2 separate regions of the Homo sapiens genome follow, and region 2 is linked to region 1. The links are chromatin loops, found by intact Hi-C in ENCODE. Cell type or tissue: CD4-positive, alpha-beta T cell. All regions are shown on one strand. Each heading gives the region's core, and the rest is flanking DNA. Links, peaks and the distances in the headings are about the cores only. Region 1 overlaps HDAC9 (histone deacetylase 9). Region 2 overlaps MACC1 (MET transcriptional regulator MACC1).

Region 1 (2,929 bases), core at 252-2,751:
AAGACTACCCTGAAAGATTTATATCTTATTCCCTATACCATTCCTTTCCCACATACACATAAAGATAATTTTCTCATTCTTCTCTTAGAAGAGTTGTACATAGAGATTGATTCACCCATTCCATCTATATTTCCTTAATATCTCACTATGTTAACTCCTTATTCTGACATTTTACTTTAGATAATTTTTCAAATTACTGATACCCTTGGCATTGAGATTTTGATTAAATTGTTCATCAAAAATCATCATTCCTTGCCCCCTTGTCAAATAATATAGCTAATTAAATAATGTCAGAATAAATGTAGATGAGCTAGATAGCAATTGTGGGGATAAATTATTTCCAATTGATATTATTATTAACAGAAAAATCCACCTATTTTTGCCCCTTATCTAAGAAAATTGTCTCTACATAAAAACATAGGAGAAGGGAAAAATAGTATTAAATGCAAAGTGTTATTTGAATAACATAAAAGTACACCTGTAATCATTTTCACAACTAAATTTATTCTTCTCTTGGATTAAAAAAAGTATGCATTTATATTCAGGCAGTCTTAAATTAGCTATTTCACATTTCACATTTTGAATGCAGACACATATCCCAGGAAATTTCTATTGGCATTCATTATTCATTGAAAAATCACATCAAATAAGAATATTCCCAAATTCCCTTCGTTAAGAATAACTGAAGCATTTAAAGGGTCATACACACATTGTTAAAGCATTGGAGGTCATTCCTGCTTACATTCTATAATGAATAATTTTAATTTGGGGGCAAAAAGCTCTAACACCTCAAAAATGTCTACATTTTTCAAATCTACAAAGAAACTGAGGAGTAATTTTCTTCATAAAAGAAGAAATCATTTTTTAAAAATACCAAATGTATAAAAACACATTGTGCAATAACACTGTACTCTTTAATCATTCATTTATCTAAAAATAGTCTCAGGGATCAATTATATGCTAGGTACTGTAGGGAATAAAAATAGAAGTAAAACATGATCCTTTTCCTCTTGGAGCTTATAATATAACTAATTGGGGGGATGAGGACACACATACACAGTCACAGTGTAAGACAGAAAGTGGAAATGTTCTAAAGAGAGTAATAAAAGGACTATGAGGATCGAGAGAGAAGGGAGAAAGAGAAAAAAAATACACGTAATTAGGGAAGTATTAATATTACAGAGGTGAGGGGAAATCAGTGATGGTGTCAGACATTAGGTAACATTTGCATTGGGCTTGTAAGAGAATTTTCCCCAGTGATGACCAGTTGGAATAGAGCATTAAGGTATCTCAGAAGAAGGAAATACCTGGTAATTCTTAGACTAAGAAATCAACAACAACAAAAACAGATAAACAAGCAGCCTCATTTAAAAAATACAGCTTTCAAGGACTCAATAAATACTGATTGAATGAGATAATCACTCGGGGGAAAAAACAAGTCACCACTAACCATTTTTCTCAAGCTACACTGTGAATCCACAAAGCACGTTGGCCAGGAGTTTGGCTCGGTCTCAGTCTTCTTGAGGCTAGAGAAAATCGTAGCTGACAGTCTTCCCCTGGTTCTCCCACCTACCCATTGATAAAGGCTTCCCCACCCCTTCCACAAGGCAGAAGTTAAGTGGAGATTAAAATAGCTCCAGAACACTTCCTGCTCTATTCTAATTGTGCTTTGACTTAGACCAATTGGAATGTTGAGGGAAAACCCCATGAGGCATCAAGCATGTGAGATAATGTGTCAGTCCCTCAAAAATGTTTGTCCAACCTACTCTGTGTATCCACCATTGTTCCCTATTCACAAAGCATAATGTGTGAGGAAAAATAGCTCTTAGCTGTTTCTCCCTTTTTAAAAAATAGATGTGTCACCTTCATGAAATACTTCCTTATACAACTATTTTTTTGTAACAACATGTCACGAATCTAGCCAGTTGCTAACCCAACGACGACTGTGTATGCTATGTATGCTAAATATTTTCTTGGGAAGTTATGATTCTCCAGCCGCCTAACAAAGGTGTGATTTGACCCATGATCTACCTGAATTAAATACCTGGCACGTTGTAGGTACACAGTAAATGCCTGTGTGATGAATACTGTATTTCATACTCCTTTAAAAAGTGTGCAATATTGTGTTTATGAGAAAATGTTCTAAGACTTCTAACTTCAGCTGGCGAAGATACTCTGCTCCCCTTCTTTTGGGTTTCTGAGAAAGAGAAACTGTTTGCTTCACTGAACTACTAGCAATGACTCATACTGCTTGGGTAAGAAATGTTAAGCACAATTGACAGGGCAGGTGAGATGAGGGACAAGGGTGAACCTTAGGAACAAGGAAAGGGAACAAGTTCTAAAAGAGCCTTCACTTCAAGTTAATAATATGAATACAAGAGAGAGGCACTTGGTTCACGATCTCTATGAAAAACAGAGAAAATCATAGCTAACAGCCTTTCTCCAGTTCCCTTACCTACCTACTGCTAAATGCTTCCCCATCCTTTCCACAAAGCAGAGGTAACAATATTGAAATAGATCCAGACCATTCCTAATCTATTTTAACTGTGCTTCTGTTCTACTTGACTTAGACCAAATTAAACGTTGAAGGAAAATCTACTTTTTTTAGAAAGATACCCTTTACAGGTTAGCAGACTCAAAAGCCTTCACTTAACTACCCTAGCTACCCTAGTTAATACTGCCCTATCAGTCACTTTCTACCCCATTCTCTTATTTCACCTTAATACTAATTCCTATCTCAAGTAGCTTTATCTATCCATCCATCATTCCATTGAACAACCAACCATGTATCTCCTTGCTTTGTTTAATAGCTGTATCTTCTGTGTCATATGGTTGGTTCTTAAAACAGTTTTGGGTGAAAAAATGAACCGATAAATGACTCTTTCACCCCAGTTCCCAAAGCTTCAAACAATTTCATCTTCCAAAGTCT
Region 2 (2,929 bases), core at 91-2,590, 1.7 Mb before region 1:
AGGATGAAGGAGTAATTCAATAAAAAAGAAAACTGAATAATAATAATTATAGTGACAGCCAAGCTGCTCTTGAGTTTTTATTTATTTTATTTTTAACTTTTATTTTATGTACAGGGGTACATATGTAGGTTTGTTACATAGGTAAACTTATGTCATGGGGCTTCGTTGTACAGATTATTTCATCACCCAGGTATTAAGCCTAGTACCCAAGTTATTTATCTTGACCCTCTGCCTCCTCCCACCCTCCACCCTTCAATTGGCCTCGGTGTGTGTTGTTCCCCTTTATGTGTCCATGTGTTCTCATCATTTAACTCTCACTCATAAATAAGAACATGCAGTATTTGGTTTTCTGTTTATGATAGCCTCCAGCCCCATCCATGTCCCTGCAAAATACATGATCTTGTTCTTTTTTATGGCTATGTAGTATTCCATGGTGTATATGTACCACATTTTCTTTATCCAGTCCATCATTATGGGCATTTAGATAGATTCCATGTCTTTGCCATTGTGAATAGTGCTGCAATGATCATATGTGTGCATATGTCTTCATAATAGGATGATTCATATTCCTTTGGTTATATACCCAGTAATGGGATTGCTGGATAAAATGGTATTTGTGTCTTTAGGTCTTTGAGGAATTGCCAGACTGTCTTCCACAATGGCTGAACTAATTTACACTCTCACCAATGGCATATAAGCGTTCCTTTTTCTCTACGACCTCACCAGCATCTGTTATTTTTTGACTTTTTAGTAACAGCCATTCGGACTGGTGTTAGATGATATCTCATTGTGGTTTTGATTTGTATTTCTTTAATGATCAGTGATGTTGAGCTTTTTTTCATATGATTGGTAGCCACATGTATGTCTTCTTTTGAAAAGAGAGCTTCCAAAGGGAAGGGTGGGCCACCATCTTTGCATTTTCCACATCTTAATTATTCCAGCCTGTGGGCTTTGGAAATGTCAAGTCGACCAAGGTGGAAGTGGTATCCCAGCACAGAACAGCTGCTCTACGAAAACATGACCATACAGCTTCTTTAAGCCAGTCCCTGATCTCATTTCTTTTTACTAGGTGGAACCTACCAAATGGGGTCTCCAGCCACTCCCGCTAGTATTCTTCCGCCTACAGAAATTTGAAAACTCCCTGGGCCAGAACTCCCAGAGGGAGGAGCGGGCTGCCATCTTTGCTGTTTGAGCCTCTGGAGTTTTTAAGCTTGGTGGTCTGAGAGAAGGACAGTAGCACTGAAGGAAAGGAGAGGGAACTGGTTCTTGTGGGGAAATGCAGCTTTGTATCTCAGGTGATTTGAAATTGAGAGGAGAATGGACCTTCAAGCAGAAAAGGGAAACTATGTTGTTAATCATGTGGGATTGGAATTCTGGAGTGCCATCAGGGAGGGCCAGATAAATGGAGGAGACAAGTATGTTCCTCATTAAAATGACACCTAGCTCCGCTTTTCCTCCTGCCCCACTCAAGTTTCCAGGAGAAGAGAGCTGAAGAGAGATTCTTCAGGTACTCAGGGATGGGAAGGCAGAGGAAGGGCATGCTGACTCTTTCCTCCCAGGTTTTGTTTTCTCTTGGTTACTGTGGCCACCACCTTGCCCAGAGATAAGAGGCTTCTTTATAGGGGCCTTCCTTGGAATAAACAGAAACATCTTCATCTCCAGCCAGAACAGACATCAGGTTTAATTTCCAGGAATGGTAGAAGAGTTTTGTATGTTTTCTATTTCCACTGGGAAGACACCTAATTTAGATATTTCCCCAATACATGTAATATGTAGTAGACATTTAAAGATAGATATTGCAAAGACTTATGTACTCACCTCCCAGTTTAAGAAATAAAATATTAAAGATAAAAAAGTACCCTGCTTAATCCTATTCTCTTTTCACCCTCAAAGGTTACCACTATCCTATCTTTGTCGATATCACTGCAGTGTATGTTTTTATTCTTTTCTTTTTTAAATGCTTTTATTCTTTCCACTGCTGTGTATGTGAAGATATCCATAAACAACAGTCTATAAGATTGTTTTGAATGTTTGAAAATTTTGTGGAAACAATAAAGTATACATTATTCATCTGCAACTTGCTCTTTTCTCTCTACATTATACTTTTAAGATTAATCCATGTCTATTCTTACAGCACAACTTATTTTCATGGCTGTATGGCATTTTGCTATCATAAGTAGTACTATAAAATATTATAGTACATTCCTATTTGTGTCCAAATGAAAGAATTACTCTAGTGAATATTTGCAGAAACTGATTTGCTGAACCGTGGGCATGTGTACCTTCAACTTTATGAGATATTGAGAAATTGCTTTCCAAAACATTTATAACACATTATATTCCCAGCCAAAATAGGAGTTCCTGTTTCTATTCTAAACATACTTGTTTATCTCAAATGTTCTAATCAAATAACCTTTCCAGATGTCACTGAAAGCCAGAAGCTTGTGGCATCTGGGAGACTCAGATATGTTTGGAACACTCCCATTTCTAAAATATGGTGCAAAATTTGATCTGAAATCAACCTCTCCGTTTCTCAACCTATGGCGTTAGAGATTGACTGACTTTTCCACAGGTATTAACTTTAGTATTATTCATATGACTTTTCCATTTAACAGGCACTTACTTTAGTATTAATCATATTAATCACAATAATGATAATGATAATATTGATAGTAACTATTAGTACCAACTGAGTACTTACTATATGCCAAACACATTAATTATATTATATTATTTAATTAATTTTGAGGAGGAGCAGATAATGCTATTATACCTCTTTTAGAGATGAAGAAACTGATTCCCAGGAATCCTTATGTTAATAGTTAGTAAATAGAGATTGTTAGTCTATTCCATCTAGGACAGCTGAGAAATGATAGATGGGAGCAAACTGAGAAGAGAGACATCAAATTATTACAGTCCTTAACTTTTA

What was found. Hi-C counts contacts between places; a loop is a spot of excess contacts. Peaks named below come from ENCODE experiments on the same cell type or tissue, not always from the same donor. Only the 100,000 strongest peaks of a DNase experiment are listed, where the experiment ranks them.
Region 2: a loop joins it to region 1, with 17 times the contacts of the local background. A loop is called at or near these places in 1 of 110 quality-filtered maps.

What each region holds. Positions count from the first base shown.
Region 1 is chr7:18,507,968-18,510,896 of GRCh38, reverse strand. All of the region lies in intron 2 of HDAC9 (histone deacetylase 9), which reads right to left. Among named protein-coding and RNA genes, the nearest start is that of HDAC9, 14 kb to the right of the region's middle. RefSeq lists enhancers at 2,125-2,254, 1,062-2,261. In CD4-positive, alpha-beta T cell, for the core only: no CTCF peak of the experiment used is centred there; a DNase peak (open chromatin) is centred at 1,726.
Region 2 is chr7:20,211,079-20,214,007 of GRCh38, reverse strand. All of the region lies in intron 1 of MACC1 (MET transcriptional regulator MACC1), which reads left to right. Among named protein-coding and RNA genes, the nearest start is that of MACC1, 4.8 kb to the left of the region's middle. In CD4-positive, alpha-beta T cell, for the core only: no CTCF peak of the experiment used is centred there; no DNase peak of the experiment used is centred there.